Linked DNA regions of Homo sapiens: region 2 is linked to region 1. A link is a contact called in ENCODE Hi-C or POLR2A ChIA-PET data. All regions are on one chromosome and are shown on one strand. The core of a region is the stretch at or near the end of the contact, and the rest is flanking DNA. Distances in the headings are between cores, read along the strand shown. Region 1 overlaps THADA (THADA armadillo repeat containing). Region 2 overlaps THADA (THADA armadillo repeat containing).

What was found. A loop is a pair of places that touch in the nucleus more often than their neighbours do. ChIA-PET counts read pairs that join two places held with the same protein, here RNA polymerase II (POLR2A). Pooled maps may share reads with other maps.
Region 2: a map of CD14-positive monocyte shows a loop between it and region 1 (3-fold over the local background). The contact joins two enhancer-like sites. A Hi-C loop is called at or near these places in 7 of 168 maps with a recorded cell type or tissue (CD14-positive monocyte, HepG2, ascending aorta and 3 more) and 7 of 50 pooled maps. POLR2A ChIA-PET finds 5 or more read pairs at or near these places in 3 of 52 experiments (GM10248, H1 and RWPE1).

Annotation. Positions count from the first base shown.
Region 1 is chr2:43,291,557-43,297,680 of GRCh38, forward strand. It overlaps THADA (THADA armadillo repeat containing), which reads right to left. Exons shown (of 38, transcript NM_022065.5): 32 at 1,278-1,657; 33 at 548-666; 34 at 140-212. Among named protein-coding and RNA genes, the nearest start is that of LINC01126, 67 kb to the left of the region's middle. RefSeq lists enhancers at 1,278-2,477, 5,576-6,077 and a silencer at 1,754-2,048. Within about 2 kb of position 2,440, at least 14 of the 41 ENCODE cell types and tissues checked have a DNase peak (open chromatin) inside an H3K27ac peak, as active enhancers do; they include CD14-positive monocyte, where a contact is called at or near this core.
Region 2 is chr2:43,238,201-43,244,324 of GRCh38, forward strand. All of the region lies in intron 36 of THADA (THADA armadillo repeat containing), which reads right to left. Among named protein-coding and RNA genes, the nearest start is that of LINC01126, 14 kb to the left of the region's middle. Within about 2 kb of position 2,176, at least 5 of the 41 ENCODE cell types and tissues checked have a DNase peak (open chromatin) inside an H3K27ac peak, as active enhancers do; they include CD14-positive monocyte, where a contact is called at or near this core.

The DNA.
Region 1 (6,124 bases), core at 1,190-3,689:
CGAACAATATTTCTGTAGATGTTACATACACATATCACAGGGGTTCTGCCTGCTAAGACTGTTCACTTTTACTGACATCTTCTGAGTAAATGAGAACAAAAAATCCTAGGTCCCGGAACAAGATCAGAACCAGCCTTACCTCCACACATGTCTGCATGTGGTGGGAAATGACTTTGGAAGCAAGTCTCAGAGCTACACTCTGAATTTCAGATCTAGAAAAATAAACAAACAAAAAAACAACACAAAATTACAATCAGACATATTTCATACACCGGTTTTTGCAGATAGTCTGTAATCCATGCAGAGGTGAATACTGAAAATCTCTACCTCCTGGTTACAAAAATGCCTCCGGAAGCAATTACCTTTTGGTTATTAATGCAAATCACTGACATCATTCTATTGCTTGAGTTTAGAACTCTTAGGCTGAGGTTTAGAATGAAATACAGGACCTGAGACCTGAGGGCAGGATTGTGTGCAAGTTCATTACATAATGACTGATGGGACCATACATCTTACCAAGGTTGCACAGGAGGTTTTGGGGGCAAACCTTTCATTGGAAGCAATATCCATCGTCCAGATCAAGAACTCCTTTGGGGTCAGATGGACACAGTGCTCCGTCTGGGGAAGCCACTCACCAGGGTCCATGCAGTGGAGAATTTTCAGTATCTGTGTAAGCCAAATCCGCACACAAAAAAGAGAAATAAATACTCAGGGAGATGTCTCTAGATGTTACATGATAATCAATTGTATCAACAAGAGGTCTACCTTTCAAAAGGCTCCCACTGACTTCTTATTTCCCCCATAATACCTTTGGGAGACTGAGGCAGAGTGATGCAATGACTAACCAGAGGGCCTCTAGTGACTTGGGATGGGAGCCAGATGCCCTGATTTTAGGCCAGTGCCCTTTCCTTTTGATTATGCTTCCCAGGTGGCCAACTGCCCTGAAATAGCCATGTCAGCAAAGACTACCTCTGACACACTCTACAGTGAATTTTTAATGATCTGTTTCCTAAACATCCCAAAGTGGTTTGCTCTGTCTTTGGTTAATCTCTGCCATCAATACTCCTATCATCAAAAGCTTTTCTTGGTGCCCTACCAGGTATGACGCCATGCCAACCACCATAAAAAGAGAGTCCTTATCCACTGGCTGCCGAATCTACTTCCTATTGCCCCTGGAGAGCCTAAACCCAATCTTGCCTTCATGATCCTACCATTCCAGTGGCTCACAAAAGAATGTGGGGAGTGTAAAGGGCCAGTCAGTACGTTGGAGACTTTACCTTGCAGAAGCATTCTGGGTGATTTTCCTTCATGGCCAACAATAAGAACTTCTCTCCCATGTTGCACAGCAAGGGTGGCACGCCCTTCTCTCCAAGTCCAGAGGCTGCTGCTAAGAACTTTTCCAAGAGGGCTTCCAGTGTTAGTGAGCGCACTTCAGGGAAGGCAGATTCTAACAGCTGAGAGAAAGAGATGGGGACATTCGTCTCCCGCTCTCCACTCTTGGCTGCCGCGGCCCACACTGCAGCAATGGCTAGTCTGGTGAGGCTCTGGAGGTACTGGGGCAGGCCTGGCACCTTGAAGGCCCAAGGGAATCCCGTTATCAGCTCTGATCCTGAGATAATCCCTCTGACTTCCTCCCAGAAGCCAAGACTCTCCAGAACTAAGAAGCAAAAAAAGCAAAAGGGAAAGAGATAATCACTTTAAATTTCCACAAAAGGACATGAAAGAATGAAGACTGAATCCACTGCGTGAGGCCATCAGATGTCTCCCATAAGCAGATTTCAAACACTGTCATAAGTGAGTGGCCCTCTAAGGTTCAGACTTCTAGTCCACAACAATTTCCATTTAGGTAATGTATAATTTTTCCAACAGGGGCACAAAGGCATTACTATTAGAAAATGCGTTCCTGGCACCCCTCCTCAACATTCAATAAATACGAACTCAGTGACCTCTTATCACCGAGCCTCAAAGCTGACCATGAGAAGAGGACATCTAGTATAAACTTCCTTCAGGGGTGAAGCTCCCCTCTGTAACACCCTTTCCCAGAAGCTCTTGGTTGAACCCTACAGTACCCTGGAGCTCATGAGACAGCTTATTCCATTGTTAGTAGATCTAATTGTCAAAAAGTTCTTTTTGTGTTTCTACTCACTGGCCTAATGCTACATTTTGAGGCTCCCAATGACAGCTCTTTAGACATTTGATTACAATTCTTGTGTCCCCTCTGTCTTCTCCAGATGAAACATTCCTACTTCCTTCCTCAAATGATGGGGTCACTGTCTCTCATTATTCTAGCTGCTTTCCTGTGGACATGCCTCACCCTCTCTTAAAGGATGGCCAATAGGCTGGATCACAAATCTCCTGCATGGTTTGACCCGCAGGACTATTACTTTCTCTGTTCTGAACTGGAGTTGCATCACACTGTTGACTCATATGGAGCACAAAGTCAACTGAAACCACAGCCCTTCTTTTTTGACGTGGTCTACTGATGGTGGTGAGTCATCTTTCTCCCACTTTGTACTCAGTACTTAAGCCAAGATGTGTTTTCTTTGTTTATTTTAAGCCCAAGTATATCCCTGTTAAATTTTATCCTCCTGTTAAGTTTTATGGTCTACCTTTCATTTGCCGAGATCTTTTCATATTCTCAGTTCTGATTAAAAAAATAAAAAAACCAAAAACTTATTGCCTGCTTACTATGTGCTAGGAGCTAAATAAGATCACTGCCCTTAAGGAGTTTATAGTCAGTCTAGTTTGAGAAAGAGAAATGCATGAACACATAATTCCAATATAGTGGTACAAATGATAACCTAGGCCTCAAAGAGGAAGACAGGTGACAATGTGTTAGCACCACCAAAGGCAGGGGAACCAGCTGAGCAAAGGCTCAACAAAGGCATGAAACAGAACGGACCATGTGGGGAACTACAGGCCATCCCATAACACTGGAGCATAAAATTTGAGGTGGGAAAGGGCAGGAGATGAGGCTAGGGAAGAAATGTGGCTAGAGTACAGAAAGCCTCCTAGACAATGTGAAGCAGCTAGTTCTGTATGCAACGGAATGCCACTGGGGGGTTATTTTAAGCAGTAAGGTCAGGGGCCCATTTTCACTGAAGTGCTCTTATCGTTGAGGAGGCAATATTAGAGGCAGGGAGACCAGTTACAACACTACTGCACCGTAGTCCAGGAGAGAAATAAATGACGAGGGCCTTAAGTTCAGAAGGAATCAGGAGAAGGTGGGTTTAAGAAACGCTGAAGGTCTGAAGCCAAGGTGATCATTTAAAAAGGCAAAAAAGAAAGAAAAAAAAACACTGAAGGGATAAAACTGGCAGGACTAGGGAATGAGGGTGCGGACTAGGGTAGGAGTCTCGGGTACCTCCCAGCACCCAGTTCTTCACACATGTTCATCATCTAATAGAAATTGGGTAAACCAGCTGGGCGTGGTGGCTCATGCCTGTAATCCCAACATTTTGGGAGCCCAAGGTGGGAGGACTGCTTGAGCCCAGGAGTTTGAGACCAGCCTGGACAACACTGTGAAAATCTATTTCTACAAAAAATAAAAAGTCAGCTGGGTGGGGGATCACTTGAGCCCAGGAGGTTGAGGATGCAGTGAGCCAGGATGCTGACACTGCATTCCAGCCTGGGCGACAAAGTGAGACCCTATCTCAAAAACGCATACAAAGTAGTTGGCAAACTTCAATTTCACAGGAATGCCTAAATGCCCAAAATCAAATAATTACTAAAAATGTGGGCAAGCTGGAGGGTGGAGGCCTTTGGTGAGCAGGCTCCCTGCTGGCCCTTGCCTCAAACGCTCTTCCAGGCTCTCACTAATTCATTAACTAGCCCTCTTCGGTTTGAGTCATCCCCCACTTATGAATCCTCTTAATTGTATCATTCTGTCCATGAAGTTTTATCTACAAGAACTTATGACAGACTTCACCAAATGCCTTGCCAAAATTTAGATATTATATTCATAGCATTCTCTGATAAATCCTGACAACTGTACCCAAGATGTTAACAAGTTTATCCTGGATTGGCTTACCAGACAGCATTTAAGTGATACGCATTTATAGCTAATAAAACACCGTTTATATTTATCATCTCATTATAACTCAGAGAACTCTGCTGACTTCTAGAAAACTAACATAAACATAATGCATATGTAAAACATTCAGGTAACAGAAAAATTTATTTGAAATTGAAAATTTGCATAGACTTGCAATAATTCGAGATTTAAAAATATAGAGTATTTATGTAACACATCAAATTGTTTCAAAGTCTGTCACAGGGGGCAAAATGGGGACTGGACTTGGGCTCCAACATGATGGGACCCCAGGGAGGCCACCATCTGGGGCTGCAGACAAACCTCTACTGTTTTTTTTTTTTTTTTTTTGAGATGGAGTCTCGCTCTGTCGCCCAGGCAGGAGTGCAGTGGTGCGATCTCGGCTCACTGCAACCTCCACCTCCAGGGTTCAAGTGATTCTCCTGCCTCAGCCTCCTGAGTAGCTGGGATTACAGGAGCATGCCACCACGCCTGGCTAATTTTTGTATATTTAGTAGAGACAGGGTTTTGCCATGCTGGACAGGCTGGTTTCGAACTCCTGACCTCGTGATCTGCTCGCCTCAGCCTCCCAAAGTGCTGGGATTACAGCGTGAGCCACCGTGCCCGGCCATACCGCTACTCTTAACTCAGACACTGCAGAATTCCCAGCTCACCAGGAGGCATCTTTTTATTTTTTTATTTTTTTGGAGACAGAATCTCCCTCGGTCACCCAGGCTGGAGTGCAGTGGCACAATATTGGCTCACTGCAACCTTCGCCTCCCCGGTACAAGTAATTCTCCTGTCTCAGCCTCCAGAGTAGCTGGAAATACAGGCACACGCCACCACACCCAGCTAATTTTTGTATTTTTAGTAGAGACAGGGTTTCACCATGTTGCCCAGGCTGGTCTCAAACTCCTGACCTCAGGTGATCTGCCCGCCTCGGCCTCCCAAAGTGCTGGGATTACAGGTGGGAGCCACTGAGCCCAGCCAGGCAGTATCTTTATAAAGCAGTGGGGGAAACCCTGGGCAGCTGGGATCTTCAACCTCTGTGTCATCTCTGTTTCAATGTCTAAAAACCGAATCTCATAACAATCTAATAATAATAAGAGCACAGTACTATCATCTCCAGGTACCATTTCCCTATCCTTCCTACCCACTGCTGCTAGAGGACAGCATTACATTCAAAAGGAATTTCATTTATTTGGCACAGTCAGAAATATGGCTCAGAAATCTGCTCTTAAAATTGTAATTAACGGCCGCCCGGGAGGCAGCGGCTGGAGGAGCGGACGGGCCCCGCGGGGCCCGAGGGCAAGGAGCAGCCGCCTGCCTTGGCCTCCCAAAGTGCCGAGATTGCAGCCTCTGCCCGGCCGCCACCCCGTCTGGGAAGTGAGGAGTGTCTCTGCCTGGCCGCCCATCGTCTGGGATGTGAGGAGCCCCTCTGCCTGGCTGCCCAGTCTGGAAAGTGAGGAGCGTCTCCGCCCGGCCGCCATCCCATCTAGGAAGTGAGGAGCGCCTCTTCCCAGCCGCCATCACATCTAGGAAGTGAGGAGCGTCTCTGCCCGGCCGCCCATCGTCTGAGATGTGGGGAGCGCCTCTGCCCCGCCGCCCCATCTGGGATGTGAGGAGCGCCTCTGCCCGGCCGAGACCCCGTCTGGGAGGTGAGGAGCGTCTCTGCCCGGCCACCCCGTCTGAGAAGTGAGGAGACCCTCTGCCTGGCAACCACCCCGTCTGAGAAGTGAGGAGCCCCTCCGCCCGGCAGCTGCCCCGTCTGAGAAGTGAGGAGCCTCTCTGCCCGGCAGCCACCCCATCTGGGAAGTGAGGAGCGTCTCCGCCCGGCAGCCACCCCGTCCGGGAGGGAGGTGGGGGGGGGTCAGCCCCCCGCCCGGCCAGCCGCCCCATCCGGGAGGGAGGTGGGCGGTCAGCCCCCCCGCCCGGCCAGCCGTGCCGTCCGGGAGGGAGGTGGGGGGGTCAGCCCCCCGCCTGGCCAGCCGTGCCGTCCGGGAGGGAGGTGGGGGGGTCAGCCCCCCGCCCGGCCAGCCCCCCCGTCCGGGAGGTGAGGGGCGCCTCTGCCCAGCCACCCCTACTGGGAAGTGA
Region 2 (6,124 bases), core at 926-3,425, 54 kb before region 1:
AGACTGGGCTTTGTCAAAATGGAAAACTTTTGTGCTTCAAAGTAACATCAAAAAGAAAGTGAAAGGATAATTCACAGAAAGGGAGAAAATATGAACAAATCCTGTCTCTGACAAGGGACTGTATCTAAACTACATAAAGAACTCTTAATACTCTTAATAAACACATGAAAAGATGCTTAGCATCATTAATCATCAGGAAAATGCAAATCAAAACCCCAGTCACATTCCACTTCACACCCACTGGGATGACTATAATAAAAAAAAGTTAAGTTTTGGCAAAGATGTGGAGAAATTGGAACCCTCATACATTTTTAGTGGGAGTGTAAAATGGTGTAGCCACTTTGGAAAACAGTCTTGCAGTTCTCCTCAAAAGATTAAACCTATGACCCAAAAACTGCACTCCTAGGAGTGTATCTAAGAGAGAGAAAAAAGACACATCCACACAAAAACTTGTACATAAATGTTCATAGCAGCCTTGTTCATAAGAGCCAAGATGTGGAAATAACCCAAATGTCCATCAGCTAATAAATGGATAAATAAAATGCTGTTATAAATTCATACAATGGAATAGTAATCAGCCACAAAAGGGAATGAAGAAGCAGGAGGTCTAGGTGGGAAGGTAAGACAAACACCCAGGCAACAGCAGGGACATCAGGTGCTCAGTGGAGTGGTTCACATGCCAAGAGCTGTGGGAGCTGGGGGTTGGTGGGAGGAAGACGTCAATGTGGGGAATAAATGATCTCCGAGGCTCTTCCTCCCACCGGCTACACTGCTAGGGCAAGAAGAAATATGCCCTAGAATCTTCCTGGAGTGCTTCAAATGGGTGGGGTTAGCTGGTACACATTCATGTCTGTGGTAGGCCTACACAAGTGGGATTAACATGTGGTCATTTGGAATCATGTTGGAAATGTGATGGATCAGCATTTAGAATTGGTTAATCTGGTGCCTTCCATCCTTGTGAAGGGATAACTCACTGGGACTGCAGAGGAGGGAAGCAAACCAGAGCCTTCAGGGCTGCTGCAGTATAGCCTTCATCTTGCTACTGCCCCAGCCACATCAGGGCTCCCCATCCAAGGCAGATGCCTAGCTATCAGAAACCCTGTTATGTGCTGATACTCCCTGGTGCTTCTTCTCTGCCTCCACGATGAGCGCCTCCACCCCCATCCCCCGCCCCCCAACAGGGCTGGAGGTGAAGACCCAGGCCTCACACAGTGTGTTGCCTCCACTACAAATCTCAGCCTCTGATTCCCCCCACTAGGGGAAGTGATTATTAATTTCTAGGCAGGTAGACAGGTAAGTCACAGACTTTGAGGTTGCTTTCAACTACTGAATGAAAGAAAGATGTCAAAGTGGATGTCTTCCAGGTGCCAACCTTGAAAACTATTTCAGACCACGGATTAAAAAGCCCATGGTCTGATTTTAAAGTATTATGGGGGAGATGACTTCTAGACTAAGGCCATTGGTCAAGTCTGCCTTCTAGTCCTTCTCAAGAGAGGGCAATCAGCATAGTAAATGCTGTGCAAATGGCAATGGGTTGAATTCTCCCTGCCCCTAGCTCTGGAGAATCCTCCTTCAGGCATCTGAAAAATCCCTCAGCTTTAGGGGACTGGCCAAGGTGTTGGGTGGCCCTGCCATCCAACCAACTCACCACCCATCCACCCACTCACCCATTCACCCATCAATCTGATATTTTATCTACCCACAAGTATTTATTGATCACCTGTGTGTGGAGGACGCTGTGTGAAACATGAGGAAAACCACCCAGAAAACCACTCTAAGAGAGAGAAGAGTTGCCAGAGGCAAGCTGACCCACACGAAGTGTGACGAAACAGTCGAAGACGGTGTGTGACACAGACAAATTATATCATGAGTAGGGGTAATCAAAAGACAGAAAGGAAAAACAAATGTGGAAGGAGGAGGTGGCTTCACAGACAGGCTAAGCAGGGTGGGTGAGAGGACACACACAACCGAGAGGCAGTGAGGAGCCCAAGCTTGGGCCGCAGGGAGACAAGCTGCCCACTAAAGGGAGGACTGGAGGCGAGGCCAGGCAGGCTGGGGTGGCCTGGGCAGCAAAGGCAGCGTCTGACGGAGTGAGTGTTACTGCACTTTCTTTTTTTCTGAGCAAAAATACATTCAGGTTTCATGAGGCCGTTTCCAGATAACCTCATTATTTCTAGTCTTCTCCATGGTCGTCTTCACTTCCCCTTAGCAGGGGAAGAGCCTGAACTTTAAATTAGTCATGAAAAACAAGCTCGGTTCAGCTGACTCTGCCAGTCAACATTTCCTGGGGCTGCCAGAAGCCTCTCAGTCCCCTACCTCCCCTTACCCTCTACTCCGAGACTAGCCAGGGCTCTCCACCCACCAGGGCCATCAGAGCCCAGGCTCAGAGCTGGGATTCCAGGTGGGGCACTCTGTGAGTACATTCATGGCCATGCTATCAAATGCCATCATTTCAACCTTTACCACCAATTAAAAGCTCCCAGCTGACCCCTACTGGAGACAAATGGCCCAGAGGAAGGTCAGTGTCCTAAGGAATGGAAGGGGATCATCTCCCCAGCTGCAAAGAACCCAGTAGGAAGTCTGGGTCGGGGAACATAGGTGTTTGTGGTTAACAGTCTCTGTCCTTTATCTGAAAATTTAAAAAATTTCATCAAAGAAGAACCAAATGTGCTGGCCAGAGCTCTCAAGGGCAGCCCTAGTCCCAGCATGCACTGGGCCAAGTGCCAGGGCCGGGTGCAGCACCAGGACTATGGCCCACCCTCTCTCTGCCCTCGTCCCTGTCTGTGCCCTTGTCCACAGCCATCCCTTCCCCCAAATCCCTACCTGGCCATGATATTAAGTCTGGGGGGAATTCAGACTTCACCGGGCCCAGGTGGACCCCTCTTCCTTTTTTTTATGTTTATTTTTTTGAGACAGGGTCTCACTCTGTCGCCCAGGCTAGGGCAAAGTGGCACAATCACAGCTCACTGCAGCGACCTCCCAGGCTCAAGTGGTCCTCCCACCTCAGCCTCCCTGGTGGCTGAGACTACAGGCACAAACTACCATGTCCCCCCTAATTTTTGTATTTTTTGTAGAGACGGGTTTTGCCACGTGGCCCAGGTTGGTCTTAAACTCCTGGGCTCAAGTGATCCACACACCTAGGCCTCCCAAGGTGCTAGGATTACTGGTGTGAGCCACTTTGCCTGGCATCCTTTTTGTTTTAAGTCTTAGAGCCTACTATTTAAAAGAAAGTATATGCGGAGGCAGAATCCAAACACACACAACTTGGGTTCTAAGCTGAGTTGTGTCAGCTAAACTGTACTAAACAGTCCCTTTGCACCCCTGTCTGGACTTACCAGCAGTGTCTGGACAGGGGTGCAAAGGGACTATTTAGTACAGCTCACATGGATTTAAAAAAAAATCAGGGCAATTCTCATAAAGATCCAAATTTCTAGCATCTTTTGAAAATTAGGAAAATCAGACTGTGGTGTCTCTAGGCCTGCATTAGAAGACGGCAGCAGCTGCTGGAGCAGAGCGGTGGCCACGCCTACAGAAGGCGGATGCTTCCAGCCTGGGACCGCCCTACTGCCTCCCATCGCGCGCCTTTCACGTGCGTGCTCACTTGAGTGGTCTCTGTGGACATGTGAGTTGGTGACCCCTGTGAAATGGTACTGAAGAAGGCAGCTGGCCCCAGGCCCTCCCCTTACTTTTACAGGAGAGAACACTGAGTCCCTCAACCAAACCTCATCTCAGTGGTCTCCCCACACTGCTATCTGGGCCTTCCCCCTCCCTCCAACTCTCTTGGCTTTGATTCACTCACCATTCCCTGCTCTGGGGTCCCTTCTTCCTCCTTTTCACTTAGCCTGCCGGCCTGTCCCTCAGGACGCAACGCAGATCCTGTGGTGTTTCTCAGCCCACTGGGGACTTTTTCTCCACTGTATCTGCACAGTGCTCAAGGTGTTCACAGATGCTGAGGGGGGCACTTCATGGCTGAACCCTGTGTCTTTCCTTTCCCAGGACTGTCTATAAAACCAACACTGGGTACTGCCCAGATACCACCCGCTTAGCACTTGACTGTGGTCTTATACTATGCAATTTACTTGTGACTTGCATTTTCCCATTGGGGAAAAATCCAAGATTGCAAGAATAAGGTCTAGGTAGATAGAATTATTGTTGCCATTTTATACTCAAGGTGACTGACATTTAGATAAACAACTTGTTCAAGATCATACAGGATACAGGTTGCAAGTGGTAGGGCCAGATACAAATCCAGGCTTATCTGACTCCAGCACTCCAGCACCTATATTCTTTTTTCTTTTTTTTTTCTGTGCAGACAAGGTCTGGCTCTGCCACCCAGGCTGGAGTGCAGTGGTGTGGTCTCAGCTCACTACAACCTCCATCTCCCAGGTCAAGCCATCTTCCCATCTTAGCCTCCCAAGTAGCTAAGACTATAGGCACACCATCATGCTTGGTTAATTTTTGTATTTTTGGTAGAGACAGGGTTTCACCATATTGCCCAGGCTGATCTTGAACTCATGAGCTCAAGTGATCCACCTACCTTGGCCTCCCAAAGTGCCGGGACTACAGGTGTGAGCCACTGTGCCCGGCCCAGCACCTACATTCTTGACCACTTTGCTAAGCTGCTCATAAGTACTGAATACATGGATGGATGGATGGATGAACAGAATGATTATTTTCCGTTTTCCATTCTGTGCCCCTCCTCCACCCTGCCCAGTGCCCCAAGATGCTGATTTCAATAGACTGCCTTACCCAGGTGTCCTTGCCACCGGGCTTCTAGCTGACTTCTCCTAATGTGAAGGGAGCACTGGTATACTGGAGGGTAGAAGTGAGAGGAGTTGGCGGTATTTCTTTCTTGCACCCTCCCCAGAAAGTTGCGAAGATTCTAGCAGTGGCTGCATCCCTCATGGCTAGGGCACCTGCTGGGCAGCTCCTCCTCCCTGACTTCCACTATTCCTGGGGTCTCCCTTTCAGCCAGAGGGGTGGGAAGGGCTTCCTACTGTTCTTGTCTGTAGGTGCCTCAACATCATGACTGCTTCCCTTCACCCATGGTTCTCAGCCAGAGGGCACACTGCTCCTAGGGTACATCTGCCCGTGTCTGGAGACATTTTTGGTTGTCAGAGTCAGAGTTGGTGGTGCTACTGGCATTTAGTAGGTAGGGGCTAGAGATGCTACTCAACATTCTACAGTGTTCACGATAGCCCTACCACCCCAATTAATGTCCACAGTGCCAACGATGAGAAGCCCTGCTGTAGGCCTGCCTCCAATCTCACACAACCGCAAACAGTCCCTTCGTGAACGTCTCTGTGAGTGCTCAGTCTAGTACGCCGGTCTCTATTTGGGGCAGATGTGGAGGGGCTCATCTCCTCACCTCCTTTGTTCTGAAAGGCATCCCCTAGTTCACCCTTCCTCACCAGCTCCTGGGCAGAGAGGTGGCCACAAATGAGAAGCAGCCCCTTCCCAGGCACAACCTGCCGCAGAGCCCTTTCTGTCTTGAGGGGAAAATGTGATTCCAGGTCTGAAGGGAAGGGATACAACACCATCATTTGAAATTTTAAAACTACTTGAGAGAAAACCCTTTAAAATTCTAAGAATTTGCCTTTTCTTCATGCTTTAGCTATTTTCAAATGGAACAAATGGCCTGGGTTCCCCAGAATACCTGCAGGTCCAGTTCCCAAAGAATACAAACTCCACAGAAGTGTTACATGCCTAAAACCTATGACTGCCTGATGTAAACATGTTTCCTGGTGACCTATTATGAAACCAGAAATACCCTAGCAAATCCTTTGTTTTCATTTAAAAGAAAAGATAATTTCAAAATCTTTATTATTATTTTTAATCAACAATACATTCCAAAAAATCTTTATTTTTAAAGTTAAAATAACTATGATTTTAAAAATGTGGGCCCACCTCAAAACACTGGGTAAATAAAATTTTTCCCCTGATTTTAAAAATGGACACAGCCAATATGAATGAAAATAAGCAATTCATAAGAGTTAAAAAGTGTGCACTTCTTATTCAATAGGGACATACTTCACCAAAAAGGGACTGATAAATTATAGCCAGTTAACAGTACACTCAGCTCAAACCCTAGAAAAATACTTGCATTTGTTCACTTCAAACCACA